2 separate regions of the Homo sapiens genome follow, and region 2 is linked to region 1. Evidence: chromatin loops called from intact Hi-C (ENCODE). Cell type or tissue: CD14-positive monocyte. All regions are shown on one strand.

Region 1 (8,000 bases):
AGCCTGGGAGGACCAGGGAAGTCTTTCCCAAGGAAGTGATGTTTGAGGTAAGAACTAAAGGACAAAAGATGTTAACTCTGTGAAGAGAGAATCTGAAGGTAAGGGGTGAAAAACACCCCAGGCACAGGGGAATGTGCACAGGCCCTGACAGAGGTGGGTGAGAGCACAGCCAAGGGGAAGTTTTCCTGAGAAACCTAACGTTCAAGCACCAGGGAGACCAAATAAACACTGTCAAATGCAACAGACAAGAGGAAAAATTGAATTAGGATAAAAAGTCAAAATTTCAAGTGAAGCTAACACCTACATAGCAGTTGTGTGCCAGGTACAGTTCGAAGTGCCATATATATATGTTAATAACTCACCACAGATCTATAAGTGGATACTATTATTACACCTGTGTTACAAATGATGAAATAAGAGGCCGGGCTTGGTGGCTCACACCTGTAATCCCAGCACTTTGGGAGGACAAGGCGGGTGGATCACCTGAGGTCAGGAGTTTGAGACCAGCCTAACCAATATGGTGAAACCCTGTCTCTACTAAAAATACAAAAAAAATTAGGCGGGCGTGGTGGCATGTGCCTGTAGTCCCAGCTACTCGGGAGGCTGAGACCAGGAGAATTGCTTGAACCCAGGAGGTGGAGGTTGCAGTGAGACAAGGTCACGCCACTGCACTCCAGCCTGGGCGACAAAGCGGGACTCCATCTCAAAAAAAAAAAATAATAAAAATAGAAAAAAAGAAGAAGAAATGAGACACAGAACCAAAAAGTAACTTGCCCAAGGTCACACAACCACTAAATTGTGAAATCAGGTTCTGAAACCACGCAGTCTGGCACCAAAGTCCTTGCTGTTAATCTGCCATGCTTATGACCTGCTACAGATTGGAGTAGGATTGGAGTAGGAACAATTTCAAGGGCAAACCTGCAAAATAGTCACAAACTTTGCTGGGTATTTGTTTTGCCTTTACAGGTGCTTGCTTTGGAAAAGGTGTCAGTTAAATAGTTTCATAAGCAAGCAAAAAGACTTTCCTTTTAAGGTGACTTAAGAACAATGAATGTATCTTTTCAATAATGTGAACTCAGTTTTACTGAGTTTTAAAATTAACATTACTTACATTATTTGAGCAGGCAGGCAGGAAAGAACAACCCGTTTTACATATAAACAAGATATATACAAGCATACAAACTATTACTTTTAAATTGACTTTAATGCTGTCATTTCAATGTTATAAATGTTGTTGGTGTTTTGAAATAAAGACTGCTATACAATGGACTCCCCTAAGCTGGAAACAGCTTCACAGTCCCAAGAAGTTTTCCTGTAAATGTCAGTATGCTACTACATTAATACTGCCTAGTAAATTATTTAAAGCATATGCAATTCTAGAGTTTTTTTTTTTTGCCTAAATGATAAAAAGGAAACAATTTATTTATTGCTAAAATTTATATAATTTTTAAATTTTCATTTAAATATTATAAATTTGTCCACAAGCTTTCTGGCAGTGGTGAAATTTTAAGAGTAAGAATAAAATAAAATAAATGAGTTGCATCTGTTTACATACCTGTTAAATAAACAATTTTAAAAATCATAAAGCTTTCCATACAACTCTGACCAGACAAATTGAGCAGAAAAATGTCCTTTTATTCAAATGTTATGGCTGTTTAGAATCTTTCTGCTTTATCTCTTTAAAACATACATAGTCCATTAATATATTCACTGAATCTTTGAAATTTTGATTGCTTCATAAAATGATTTTGTTACAAACCTTTTAATAATCTATTAAATATATCAATTCTTTTAATCATAATTTAATTATACTTAATATTATGTCTAAGCCACCTCTTTAGCCATTTTCAAATAAAGAGAAACCAGTAGAGTCTTTAAGTGTTCAATTGCGAATATCAATATAGAAAAGATAATATTTCAGTAATAGAGAAAAATTTAACCTGTAACAATTTAACATCAAAAGAAAAATGTCTTGGATTCATCAAAATTGATATACTCAGTTAATTTTTTTGGAAGGAAAAAAATCTTCAAAACCTAGAAACTGAAGAAGAGCAATAATAATTGAACATGTAAGCTTTTGGGATAAAAGCTCAGTGAAAGAATTCCATTTGGTGGAAGTAGAATTACATTCATAGTAAACAAATATTGGTGCTTAAAGTAAAATCAAACCAAAGAAAAACAAATTTTAGCAAGCATTGTGCTAGTGTGACTAGGGAATACACTTTAAATGTGCCTGTTGAACAATAGACTTGTTACAACAGTATTTTAAAAGCAAAGAATATTATCACAAGTCGAGATAGTTTGCAGGAAAAAAAAAAACAATCATGGAAGAGTAGTGGCTTAGAAAATGTAAGGAATACTTGTCAAAAATTATACTGTTGATTGTTATTTAGAGTGAAGCTTATTATTTACTATATTAGTATTTTTCCAATTGAGGGCAGGCCTTGTGCCAATCCCTATTCTAGATGTCTTACATTCTTATTTGATACTGATTGAAACCTTGCAAAAGATGTCTCAGTATCCCTATTTCACCAGTGAGGAAAAGAGAAATTGAAAGTTGCCCCAAATCAAAACTAGCAAGTGGTAGAACTAACTTTAGAAAGTAGGACTGCCTCACTTCAAATAGTCAAATGGGATGGGCTTAATCTATCTTTCAGTTTTTCACCATATAAATTATTATAGTTTCAAAATAGGGATTATGTGCAACTCCCCCAAACACACAAACACATAGACACACATTTTCTCTCTGACAATCACAAGCCAGGTGCCTAGCTTAAAAGTTTTTATTACTTTGTTTCAGAGTTTTTTTTCCTCTGCCTTACAGGATGCCTCTTAATACGCTTGCCATCTTTTCCCCTTGCACTTTTTGTTAGTAGATATTTAGAATATGAAAACTAAATGGAATATTAGTCTAAGCAAATTGCATTTGGAAAACTAAATCTGCCGGAAAAGAACAAATTACACCCTACAGCTCCTGTACACCCATCCTGAGACCAGACCTAAATCAAACATTTTTTTAAAGAAGTCGTAGTTTGGTTTTAGTTGTAAATCTGCTCATCTACATTAGCACAATTTCTGACAACTTGAAAATAAATTATAGAAGTGACCCCAAAGTTCCAGAGAATTGGCTCCGTGTCCCATTTTTTCTTCCTTGTTCCTGGTTTGTCATTCTGTTCATTTCTCTTCTTGGATTTGAGAAAGGAATCTGTTGACTCAGCAGCCCAGGGCTGCGGTTCTTTCTCTCTGGGATCCCTGCTCATTAGCTTCCTATGCGTGGCTTTCTTCCCTGCTGGCTCTGGGCTATAACCTCTCCTCTCATCCTCTTCAGGGAATGGAGAAAATTTGCTTATAACTGTGATCTAAACATAATCATGCAATAGGTACCCTAAAAATACTCAAGGAAGGAAGTACAAAGGACAGACTACCAATTGATAGGACGTCTTCTTGGATTTCATGATTGATACATTAGATTTCTTTACTCTGGGCAAAAAAAAAAAAAACAAAAAACTCCTAGACCAAAAAGTGTACCTTCTCCTTAGAAAGTGCCTGTCAATACTATTTCAGAGAAATACTATGAAGTTGGACTTTTGTGGGTGCTTACGACAGCAATTTCCCTAAAGAGCTTAGAAGTGGGGAAATAAACCAAAATAGAAGTTGAAGACTTTTTAAAATATTTCAAGGACTAAAATGGTCACTGTAGACATCAGGAAAGAAATCTCAGCACACAGTCCTCTTCAGCAAAGTCCACCGCTAAGTTATTTGTTTAGTAAAGAGTTTGTCAGGTAGCACTGCAGCTATTTGGGCAGACCCAACCAGAGAAAAAGATTCCCTGGCATAGAGTAAGCATGACGGTGCCACCTACTGGCCACTTTGCCACACTCTGTCATCCTGTGCCTAGCCCAAGTGGCTCTTGGCTTTGACACTGTCTTTATGGTGGTTTTGCTCTCAACCACAGGTGAAGATAGTGGTTGCTGGCCCCCCTGATAAATAAATAACTCTTGTTTGGGATAGGCAAATTCCTAAACTCACAGGAATTGTTTTCTTTCTTTATACCATCCTTGTATAAAATATACTACCATAAAATGTCATAAAAATTAGAGATTCTCTGCAAGAATATGGGCCTTATGTGATGATAATACAAGCACTTCAAACCTGATTGATGCTTGTTGTGAAGGTTTTCTTAGTACAAAGGGAACATGTTTCTACACTGCCACTCTGATTGTCTCTCCAGTTAATGATTTCCAGAAAAGAGAAGTGGTATAATCAAAATTAAGATATAGTCCTCTGATAGAATAAATTAATGCTATGCTTTCCTATTAAATAATATAGGTGTTTTCAAGGGGAGCCAGTGTTAAATTAGGAGCAAGGTTCGTTCTATTTCCCCAATAGTTTTACTTGCATAAAGGATATGCTGCCTGGCCCAACCCTGCAATTTACAGGGCCCAGGATACCATGTGTCTAAATATTTTAAAAGTTATGAATCAGACTATAAATAAAATCTGTTCTATCCACCTACCTTGACAAATATGTCTTGATAACAACTTGGAAGGCTGAGTTTGGATTTGAAATTCTGTCTCCCCTGAGTTCCATACCAGAAAATATTGACATAGACATAGCCAGCCCGTGTCGCCAGCCTCTGGCCCTAGACTGCTTCATCACTCCCCATCTTATATTATGAACAGCTTTGTGCTCAGATTTGTGGACACCTCAGCCCAGTCTTCAAGTTTTGTCTACCTTTTGCAAACAGCTGCCCCTTTTTGGCTGTCTCTTCATGCCTCTGAATGGTAGAGTTGGAGAAGAGAACTGCCAGGGCCTGGAAGGGAACTCAGAGCCACGGGGCAGGGAATTCTAGGGTCTCAGATAAGAAGAGGTGGTATGGGAGGAGGGAGGGAAGCACAGGCTCCAAGAAGTCACATCCAGCTGGCTCTGTGGACTCCTTACACTGTAGGAAAGGGACTGGCAATGGAAAACACAAAGCAGAGTTCTCCATAGTGTGGGTCTTGGGCCAAAGGCCCCTCTTGCTTTGGCCTTAATGGTGGTGTTAAATGCTCCTGTTTTTGAGGCTACTTTTCTCTTCAAAGGCAACTAAGGCCAATATTGTAATCTGAACACTTCACCGCCTGCACACTCACTTGTAAGTGTGTCTTAGACATTTAAACACAATTAGGTACACCTGTTGCTATGTCCCCAAGGCAGGCAGAAAAGCCGGAACAGTTAGAATCATGCTGCCCTGTTTACAGATTGGCCAGTAGCACACATTGCCAGGATAGCTGTCTAGCCCACAACAGCAAGACCAACAGCCACTGCGGGCAGGATTTGCCCACGTGTGGAGCAAACTGCCAGAGATCTTGGCCTTCTTAGCAGGTTTCAATAAAAACTATTTAAAGATACATAGAAAAGTACACATACACATACAAAGAAAAGTAACCAAGGAACACAAGGTTTTACCAAATGGAATGTTGTTAATCCTTGCAAATATTATAAAACTAGAAATTAAAGTCAGCAACCTTTTCCTCGCTTGCAAAACCATGTATCAGTGCTAAATGCAGAATGCTTTGATTTATTTGGTTCTTGTTTGGGAGACATTTAAGGAAAATAATAATGCTCTGGACTCCTTATATTGAAATTTCAAGATGTTTCTTTTCACCATCAAAAACATCCAGAATAGCTGCCATTACCTACCTTTTTTGAATCAGTTTTATTATCTCTGTTTTTTTTTTTTTTCTTTGAGATGGAATTTTGCTCTTGTTGCCCAGGCTGGAGTGCAATGGTGATCTCGGCTCACTATGACACAGCCTCTGCCTCCCGGGTTCAAGCGATTCTCCTGCCTCAGCCTCCCGAGTAGCTGGGATTATAGGCATGCGCAACCACGCCCAGCTAATTTTGTATTTGTATTTTTAGTAGAGACGGGGTTTCTCCATGTCGGTCAGGCTGGTGTCAAACTCCCGACCTCACGTGATCCGCCTGCCTCGGACTGATCACTTTTATTAAGTAACGTTAATAGAATTGAAATCACAGGAAATTGCAGAGCTATATATTATTTGTAAAATTCAGAATGTTGCAAAGTTCAAGTTAAGTATGGAATGCTGAAAAGAGAAGCATTGAGTCAGGAAGTTCCAAATCTGCGTGTGAACAATCTTCCTGATTCTCTAAAAAGGGCTTTAAAGGGCCTATTTCTTCATTGACTTCTTTGAAGAACAGAGAGAAACACTCGGGTTAGGCCAAGGTTTACATGCTGATAACTCATCTAAGTTCATCAGCTATTTCCAGTTGTGTAATCACCCCCATTCCAGCAAACACATGCACACACAAGCACTTCATCCCTTCTCAGGCCAGCCCTTCTCATGGTATTTGCTGGCTTGAATCATAAATGGCTTGATCAGTGCATAAACCGACTTCCAGCTCCAGTCCTAGTTTGAGTTTACAGTGTCAACCTGACGTCAAAGCCCACTTTACCCTTCCATTCTTAGACTGTGCTTCCTGGAATCCCACTTAGCTAGAGGCATTTATTTCATTTTAAAATCACCATCTTATGACCTTATTATTAAATGGAATTTTACTGTTTTATCGATAGTATTTGAAAATTGAGTTTTAAAGATAATGTGACACGGTAGAAGCACTGTTCTAGGTCCCTCTGCAAACACGAACAAATTCAGTCCTCACGTTGTGAACTGTCTGTTCATATATTGGGAAGTCTAAGGCTCAAAGAGTTTAACTTGTCTGGGAGCACACAATTTTTTTTTTTTTTTTTTGAGACAGGGTCTTGCTCTGTCACCCAAGCTGGAGTGCAGTGGCACAATCACAGCTCACTGCAGCCTTGACCTCATGGGCTCAGGCGTGGGATAGTGGTAGAGTTGTGATTCAAACCCAGGTCAGGCTGGCTCCACTTCTTATGTTGTTCCGCCCATGCTGTGCTCCACTCCTGTATTTAAATTCTATATTTCCCATTTAATATCTTTGCACCCTGGGAAAGTTATATATAATATCCTTGCTTGAGTCTTAGTTTTCTCCTCAACAAAATAAGCATAAGGACATTTTTTCATAGGGCTTTTGTGAAGATTAATTTAGGTAGGTAAGTAGAGTAGATAGGCAGGCAGACAGGCACATAGTAGGTTCCTGATCTTTGTTAGTTCCATCTCCTTCCCCTTTCCATAAATATGTAAATATCTGATAAGTATTTGATTGCCTTCTACTCTGGATTAGATTTTTAAATACCAATTCTGCATTGACTATCCAAGTAATAATGTATATAATTAGATCATCATTTTTTGGACCATACAAAGATAAAGTTGAAATTGATAAAACAGATAAAAAAAGACATATGAAGGCATTGATAATACTGTACTGCTACTGGAAGAATACTCTGCAAACAATTTTTGAATGTTGAGTCAAATGATTCATGGAATTACAAAGAATCCAACAGCATTCTTTGGTATGTAGCCAAAGTGGTAATCAAAGGCAAACTAATTCAATGCTTTGAAAAACACAAACAACAAAATAGAGTGGGAAAACAAGTCAATTAGAAAAGAAAATGGGAACATTAGAGAAGAAGCATAAACATAATTAGTTCTAACTAGACAGTCATAGCTAGACTTGAATTAAATCTTAAATAGTAGAAATGAATGAAAGGTTTTGTAAGTACTTGTGAAGTGGAGAGAAAGGATAATGTATAGAATTTAAGCAAGTTAAAAGGTTGCTTCCCAAAGAGATATCTTATTCCAGCCACAAGATAGAAACTATTTCAGAAAAGTTTATAATCATTTGTTCTTTGGGCCTGTGACAGCTTAAAAATCTTCTTTCCTAGAGCAAATGATTCATTCACAGAAACTGGCAAAATGTATACATATACAAATACATATTTTCTCCCCTACATTTGTTTATCTAAAGTTACCATTTGCTGGCAGAACTGGTCTCCAAGGTACCTGATGACCCTCAAGTGAGTAGTCTTTTCTGGTTAACATTTTCACATATGTGGACTATCTGTTGCTGATTATCATGTT
Region 2 (8,000 bases), 200 kb before region 1:
ATTTGAGTTTCTGCTTCAACTCTTTCTGTGACTGAGAAAAAGCTTTATGTTACAAAGCAGTCCATTCCATGTTCAGACAGCTTCAATTGTCAGTATATTCCATTGGTGTAGCTGATACAGCTTCCTTTTAATTTCTCCTCTGTGGGTACTGATTCTCTCCTGAAGCCACACAGACCAAATCTAATCAGCATTTTACTTGCTGTGCCATCAGCTGTTTGGCAAATGCCAGGATTCCTTTTTTGAGGCTTCTCATTTCTAGGTTTAGTGTATTCCCAGTTTTGCCAGTCGTTGATTTTGTGAAAAACAGCTTTGTTGTGGTATATTTGGCATACAATAAACTGCATATAGTTAACTTTTAATTTGATAAGTTCTGATGTAGTATATAGCTGTGAAACTAACAGTACAATCAAGATAGTGTATATACTATCGCCCCAGAAGTTTCCCTGTGTCCCTATTCTCTTTCTCTTGCCTCTCCCTGCCCCACCAAGATCTATCCCTCCCTACCCTTGCAATTTTTCTTCTGTTTTCTGTCACTATGTATTAGTTTACATTTTCCAGAACTTTATAATAATAAAATAATACAGTGTGCATTCTTTCTGTGTGGCTTCTTTCACTTAGCAGAATTATTTTGAAATTCATCTATATTGTTGCCTGTAATGGTAGTTCATTCCTTTTTATTGATGAGTAGTATTTCATCACATGGATATACCACAATGAGTTTATATATTCACCTGTTGGTAGATAATTGAATTATGTCTATTTATTGATTATCATGATTAAAGCTCTTATGACTATCGATGTACATGATTTTGGACAAATGCTTTCTTTGGATAAATCCCTAGGAGTAGAATTGGTTAGGTGATATGGTAGGTATGTATTTCAATTTTTAAGAAACTCCCAAACTGTTACACAGACTGTTTGCACTGTTTTAAATTCCAACCAGCATTGTATGAGAATTCCAGTTTCTCTACATCCTTACCAACAGTTGATGTGGTCAGTTTTTAAAATTTTAGCCATTCTATTATTAAAAAGTCAAAAAACAGCTGCTGGCAAGGTTGCGGAGAAAAAGGAATACTTTTACATCGTTGGTGGGAGTGTAAATTAGTTCAACCATTGTGGAAGACCATGTGGCAATTCCTCAAAGACTTAGAGGCAGAAATACCATTTGACTCAGCAACCCCACTACTGGGTATATAGCCAAGGGAATATAAATCATTCTATTATAAAGATACACGCATGTGTATATTTATTGCAGCACTATTCACAATAGCAAAGCCATGGAATCAACCCAAATGCCCATCAATGATAGACTGGATAAAGAAAATGTGGTGCATATACACCATGTAATATTATGCAGCCATAAAAAGGAATGAGATCATGTCCTTTACAGGGACATGAATGGAGTTGGAAGCCGTTATCCTCAGCAAACTAACACAGGAACAGAAAACCAAACACCACATCTTTTCCCTTGTAAGTGGGAGCTGAATGATGAGAACGCATGGACACATGGAGGGGAACAACATTCACTGGGGCCTGTTGGAGAGGGTTGGTGGTAGGAGGCAGGGCATCAGGAAGAATAGCTAATGGATGCTGGGCTTAATATCTAGGTGATGGGATGATCTGTGCACCAAACCATCATGACACACATTTACCTATGTAACAAACCTGCACATCCTGCACATATACCGCTGAACTTAAAAGTTGAAGAAAATAAAATGTTAGCCATTCTAATGGATGTGTAGTGGTTTCTTTCTGTGGTATTAATTTGTACCTTCTTAATGATTAATGATGTTGAGTATCTTTTTTTGTGCTTATTTGTCACTTTATATCTTCTTGAGTGACTGTCCAAATCTTTTGCTCACTTTTAATCAGGTTGTTTATTATTGAGTTTTGAGAGTTCTTTACATTTATGGATGTAAGACGTTTATTGGATATATGTTTGCAGAGCCTAGCCTGCTTTTTTTCTTCATTCCTGTACAGTGTCTTTCAAAGAGCAGAAAATTTTAATTTTGATTAAGTCTAATTTATTAATTTTATCTTTTATGGATTGTGCTATTAGCATTATAACTAATAAATTTTGCCAAAATAAATGCCAAAAATATGTTTATGTCTTCTTCCAGAAGCTTTATGTTTTACACTTAGGTCTATAATCCATTTTTATAATAAACTTTTTACTTTGGAATAATTTTAGATTGGCAGAGAAGTTGCAGAGGTAGTACAGAGGTTCCCATATACCCCCATTCCTTTTCTCCTTTTGTGAACGTTTTAAATAAGCATGATATATTTGTTACAACTAGGCAACCAGGGGGTATATTACTATTGGCTATACTTCAGACTTTATTTGGATTTCATCAGTTTTTCCACTAATATCTGTTTCTGTTCCAGGATTCTACATTTTGTTTAGTTTTTGTGTCTCCTTAGCTCTGATCCTTGATGGCTTTTCTGTCTTCCCTTATTTTTTTATGACCTTGACAGTTTTGAGCAGTACTGGCCAGATACTTTTTGGAGTATCCTTCAATTTTGTTTTTTTGATGTCCTTTTCTTGATTACACAGGGGTTCTGATTTTTTTTTGGGAGAGGTGCCTTTCTCATCACATCATATGGTATCAATATACGCTTATCATTGATGTTGCTTAACCTTGATTACCTAAGGTAATATTAGCCAGGTTACTCTATGGTAAAGTCATTTATTTATTTATTTATTTTTGAGATTGAGTCTTGCTCTTGTTGCCCAGGCTGGAGTGCAATGGTGTGATCTCAGCTCATTGCAACCTCTGTCTCCCGGGTTCAAGCGTTTCTCCTGCCTCAGCCTCCCAAGTAGCTGGGATTACAGGTGCGTGCCACCACGCCTGGCTAATTTTTGTATTTTTAATAGAGACAGGGTTTCACCATGTTGACCAGGCTGGTCTCGAACTCCTGACCTCAGGTGATCTGCCCGCCTGGACCACCCAAAGTGCTGGGATTACAGGTGTGAGCCACCATGCCCGGCTGGTAAAGTTCATTCTTTTCACTCTTTCTATATTCTGTTTTTTGGAAGCAAGTCACTAATTATAGCCTATGCCCAAGGAGGGGAGGGTTTTATAGAGTTTTATAGAGGGTTTTATGTCCTATCTCCTAGAGGTGTGGGTATTTACATAAGTTCTTTGAAATTCTTCTATAAAAATATTTATCTCTTCTCTCCCATTTATTTCTCCAATCATTTATCAGTATGGCCTCATTTTATACTTCACATTACATTCAAATACTACGTTATTTTGTTACTCGTTCCAGCTTTGGCCATTGAGAGCTCTTTTAGGTTGGCTCCTGTGTCTCCTTAACTTGTTACCCTCCACCTTTTTTGTTGAGCACATTTTATTTTTTGATACTACAAGATGCCCGAGTCTTTTATTTTCTATGCCCCAGCGCCAGAATCATCCGTTTCTCAAAGGAGTCTTGGTTCTTGTTTTTAGAGCTTATTATATAGAAATTAAGACCTGGACACTGGATATGCTGGTTGTTGCCACAGGGTGTCACTGTGTCTAGGTTTGCTTGGCAGACAGAACCAGGAAACATATGTAAATGTGCTAACCCATGGATCTCTCTCTCTCTCTCTCTCTCTCAATTCTGTAGCTGTCCATTTGTATATATATTAAACTAAATATGCGTTCATACTGGTGTCTCTGACTCTAATCTCATACCATGTAATTCATTTTAGTGCGGTTTATTATCATTAATGTCTCTATCCAACAATGAGAAACATGGCTTCCATCATCCATTTACTTGGTTGTACAAACCCAGTATACATATAAAGCAGCTTCAGAGTTGTTAGCCTATACCCTGCAATTCATTTTTAGTTAATTTTGTGTATGGTGTTAGCTGTGGACCAAAGTTCATTTTTGAAAATATGGATATCCATTTGTTCCAACAATACTTGTTAAACTTCTTTCTTTACTTGGATGCCTTTGCATCTTTCTTGACAATTGGTTATCATTTATATATGGGTCAGTTTTGAAATTCTGTATTCCATTTCATTGGTGTGTTTGTTTGTTTTTACCCCAGTAACATACTGTCTTAGTTATTGCACACTTACAGTAAGTCTTCAAATCAGGTAGTGTTAGCTCTCCTTTTTACTTTTTCTTTATCAAAGGTGTTTTTGCTATTCTAAGTCCTTTGGATTTCCATATGAATTTTAGAGTTAACTTGTCAATTTCTGTGAAAAAGCCTATTGGGATTTGGGATTTGGATTGCATTAGATCTTTAAATGAATTTAGCAAGACTTGACATGTTAACAATATTGGGTCATGTAACCCATGAACAAGTTATACCTCTTTACTTAGCCCTCTAATTTCTTTTAGAAGTATTTTTGTAGTTTTCAGTGTATAGATCTTGCACATCTTTTGTCAGATTTATTCCTAAGTATTTTGTGTTTGTGGATGCTATTATAAATTTATTTTTTTAATTGCAGCTTTTAGGTTTTAATAACTAGTAAGTAGATGATATACAATGGATTTAAATATTGATTTTGTATCTTGCAACCTTGCTAAACTCACTAGTTCTTGTAGTGATTTTATAGATGCTAACTTTCTGTCTAGATGATCATATTGTCTGAATAGAATTTTATTTCTTTCTTTAAAATCTAGATACTTTTTGTTTGTTTTATTTTGCTGATAGCACTAGCTAGAACGTCCAGCACAGTATTGAATAGAAGTGATGAAAGCAGACATCTCTGTCTTGTTCCCGATCATAGAGAAGAAATACTTAATTTTTCATCTTTAAATATGATGTTAACTACAAGTTGTTAATAGATTTCTTTAATAGATGGAAAAAATTCTTTTATTGCTACTTTTCTGAGAGTTTTTATCAGCAATGGATGTTAGAATTTGTTAAATACTTTTAGGTGCCTATTTAGATGATTGTTAAGTTTTTCTTTTTCAGTTTCTTAGTATGGTAGATTACATTTAAGGTGGTCCGAAACCCTAAACAAACTTTCAGATCCTGAGACTGACTCTACGTAGTTCTGATGTATTATCCTTTATGAATATTAGATTTAACGGTTTAAGATTTTTACATTTATGTACATGAGAAGTATTGGTGTGTGGTTTCCTTTTCTTGTAATATCTCCATGTGTATTAAAGTAATGCTGGTCTCATAGCCTAGGTTGGGAAGTATTCTCTCCTCTGCAGTGTATGGGAAACATGTTAGTATTGTTAGTATTGTTTATTCTTTAAATGTTTGGTAGAAGTCATTTGAGCCGGAGTTTTCCTTGTGGGAAGGTTTTTGAATTACAAATTCAATTTCTTTAATACATATATCACATTATTTGTTTCTTCTTGAGTGAGCTTAGGTAATTTGAGTCTTTCAAGGAATTGATTACTTCTGCTATTAAATTCTCAAACTTATTGGCATAAAGTTGTTAAAATATTCCCATATTATCTATAGATTCTGTAACGATGCCACCTCTCCTTCCTGGAATTGCTAATTTATATCTTTTAATTTCAGATCAGTCTGTCTAGAGGTTTATCAGTTTTGTTGACCATTTCAAAGAATGAGATTTTGTTTTCACTGATTTTTTTCTATTATTCTGTTTTCTATTTCAATGAATTTGACCATGATCCTTACTTTCTCTCTTCTCATTACTTGAGGCTTGATTTACTCTTGTACTGATTTCTCAGGGTGGAAGCAGAGGCTATTAAGTTAAGACCTTTCTTATTTTCTAATATAGATATTTAGTAGTATAAATTTCCCTATAAGTACTGTTTTAGTGGCTTACTACAAATTTTTATTTTTATTTTTTTTAATTTCGTTCAGTTTAAAATACTTTCTAATCCCCGTTTTTGTTTCTTCTTTGACCCTTTGGTTTATTTAGAAGTTTCATACTTATCTCCAAAATATTTGGGGATATTCTAGAGACCTTTCTGTTACTGTTTTCTAATTCAGTTCAATTGTGAGCAGATAACATACTGTTATAGCTTGAATCATTTTAAATTTCAGACTTGTTTTATGGCCAGAATATTATAAATCTTGGTTTCTGTCAGTTTTTGATTCATATATTTTGAGCTCTGTTATTTGGTGCATAATCATTTAAAATTATTATGTCGTCTTGATGAATTGATCACTTTATCATTATGAAATTATTCTCTGTATTCCTAATAATAGTTCTGTTCTGAAATCAACTTTCTTTCTGATACAGTATAGCCACTCTAGATTTCTTTTGACTGGTATTAGTGTGGTATATCTTTTTCTGTCCTTTTGCTTTTAACTTATATGTGTCTATATTTAATGTATATTTCTCACAGGCAGCATGTTGTTGTGTCTTGCTTTTTTAGGAGTCTATTAACCTCTGCCTTTTAATTTTTAATTGGAGTATTTAGATCATTGGCATTTACTACTATTATTTTTGATATGGTTCCTTTTGTCATCTTGCCATTTGTTCTTTCTTTGTCCCATCTGTTCTTTCTTTTTCTTTTTCTACCTTCTTTCTGTTTTTACACCATATTTTTCATGGTTTCTAGACCCTTTAAGCATCTCTGTTGTCCTCTTGACCTAGCTCCAATTTATTTAAAGATAGATATAGACTTACTGTATCAAGTTCTTCAAGACTGAAGTCTAATGTCGTGTAAGTATTTTTGACTGAGGATTTGTACAGGTCATTTCGTCAGTTCTAAAAAACACTGCTTGCTAATTTTGCATTTGCCATAATACTTAAATGTGAAAGTATATGAACATTGTAGTTGGTTTTGAATGACCTTTTTTAGGATCAACTGTCGGCTTCTGTGTTATTCCCATTCCCTGATGCAAGACTCTGAGGAGGTGACACACTGGAGCCTGAGGTGCTTATTTACGATCATATGGAGAACATCTTGGAGATGGCCAGCTTGTATTCTTAGGTTTATCAGTATGTTTCTGTCTTTATTCAAGGTCTTCTTTTTTTCCATTTTATTTAGGGAGAGGAAAAAGAAAATATATACGTCATTAGTTTTTTTCATCTCTGTCTCTCTACCCATTCTTTCCCATATAGAAGGCCTGGTAGAATATATTTTTCAAAAAATTGAGAAGCATTTCCCTATCCAATTTTAAGGAAATATATTTAATATGCCATCTGACATGGAGAGAGGGCATTCAGGTCTTGTGGTTTCTGCAGGTAAGCGCATCACATGAAGAAGGGTGAAAGGAGAGATAGGGTTGGGCTTGAATACTGCAGTGGTTACTTAATGAGGTTTTGAAACCGGCAAATCAGCACCTTTTAACTTCAAATCCTAGGAAGTAGGGTGGAACGAAGTCTATGTATGAACTCCTGAGAGGCCTAAACCTGAAATAGCTTTATGAACCCTGGCCTAGTACTGAAGAAAAATAACTTCTCCAAGTTCCCCCTTGCTTGAAGTTGCCTTCTTCTACGAGGATTTCCTTGGACTAGCTTTATTACCAGAGGATTTTTGTTAAAGCACCTCTAGTTTCTAGAAGCTATATAAATCAGGGTATTCTTGTTCATTCTGTGTTCTAAGTCTAGCTCTTAAAATTTCAAAGAAGCAGAATGTGGTACCTCCCCATTAAATGCAGGTGCTTTCTGCCCTGTTTATTTCAAACAGTTGAATGTCTATAGTAGTTAGGACTGATGATTTGTAAGCTGACGAATGATGCCAAAAACTAAATGTCTCTTGAGTACAGTGGAGCCTATAGTCTAGTCTCCATGAATATTAGGGCAGTGTGCCAACTAAAGCTGGCTTAATTCTGCAAGCAGGAGCCCTTTGCAGAAGGATTCATGGTAATTAACCAATTCAAAGTGCAATATTTTCCTTTCATTAATGTGGCAGAAAACAACTAAATATCTACAGCAAGAATGTTTTTGACATTTTCATTTGCTGCTTGGAAAATAATGGATACTATGAATTGTGCTATAAAAGAAAACTGCTAGGATTTTGTCATTTCCATTTCAACTTCCTAACAAAAACGTGGATTACTCAATGAGCAATTTTTTTTAAAAAAATTAATAGGAAGAGTTGGCTGCAGGAGTTACCAGAATT

Evidence for each region. Hi-C counts contacts between places; a loop is a spot of excess contacts. Peaks named below come from ENCODE experiments on the same cell type or tissue, not always from the same donor. Only the 100,000 strongest peaks of a DNase experiment are listed, where the experiment ranks them.
Region 2: it touches region 1 in a loop (11-fold over the local background); 59 of 110 quality-filtered maps call a loop at or near these places.

Annotation. Positions count from the first base shown.
Region 1 is chr9:3,236,725-3,244,724 of GRCh38, reverse strand. The region is part of intron 15 of RFX3 (regulatory factor X3); the gene reads left to right. Among named protein-coding and RNA genes, the nearest start is that of LINC01231, 59 kb to the right of the region's middle. In CD14-positive monocyte, CTCF peaks have their summits at 3,624 and 3,835 (motif pointing left); DNase peaks (open chromatin) are centred at 814 and 3,854; H3K4me3 peaks cover 871 bases; H3K27ac peaks cover 1,691 bases.
Region 2 is chr9:3,436,908-3,444,907 of GRCh38, reverse strand. All of the region lies in intron 1 of RFX3 (regulatory factor X3), which reads left to right. Among named protein-coding and RNA genes, the nearest start is that of RFX3, 85 kb to the left of the region's middle. In CD14-positive monocyte, CTCF peaks have their summits at 3,292 and 3,493 (motif pointing right); a DNase peak (open chromatin) is centred at 3,507.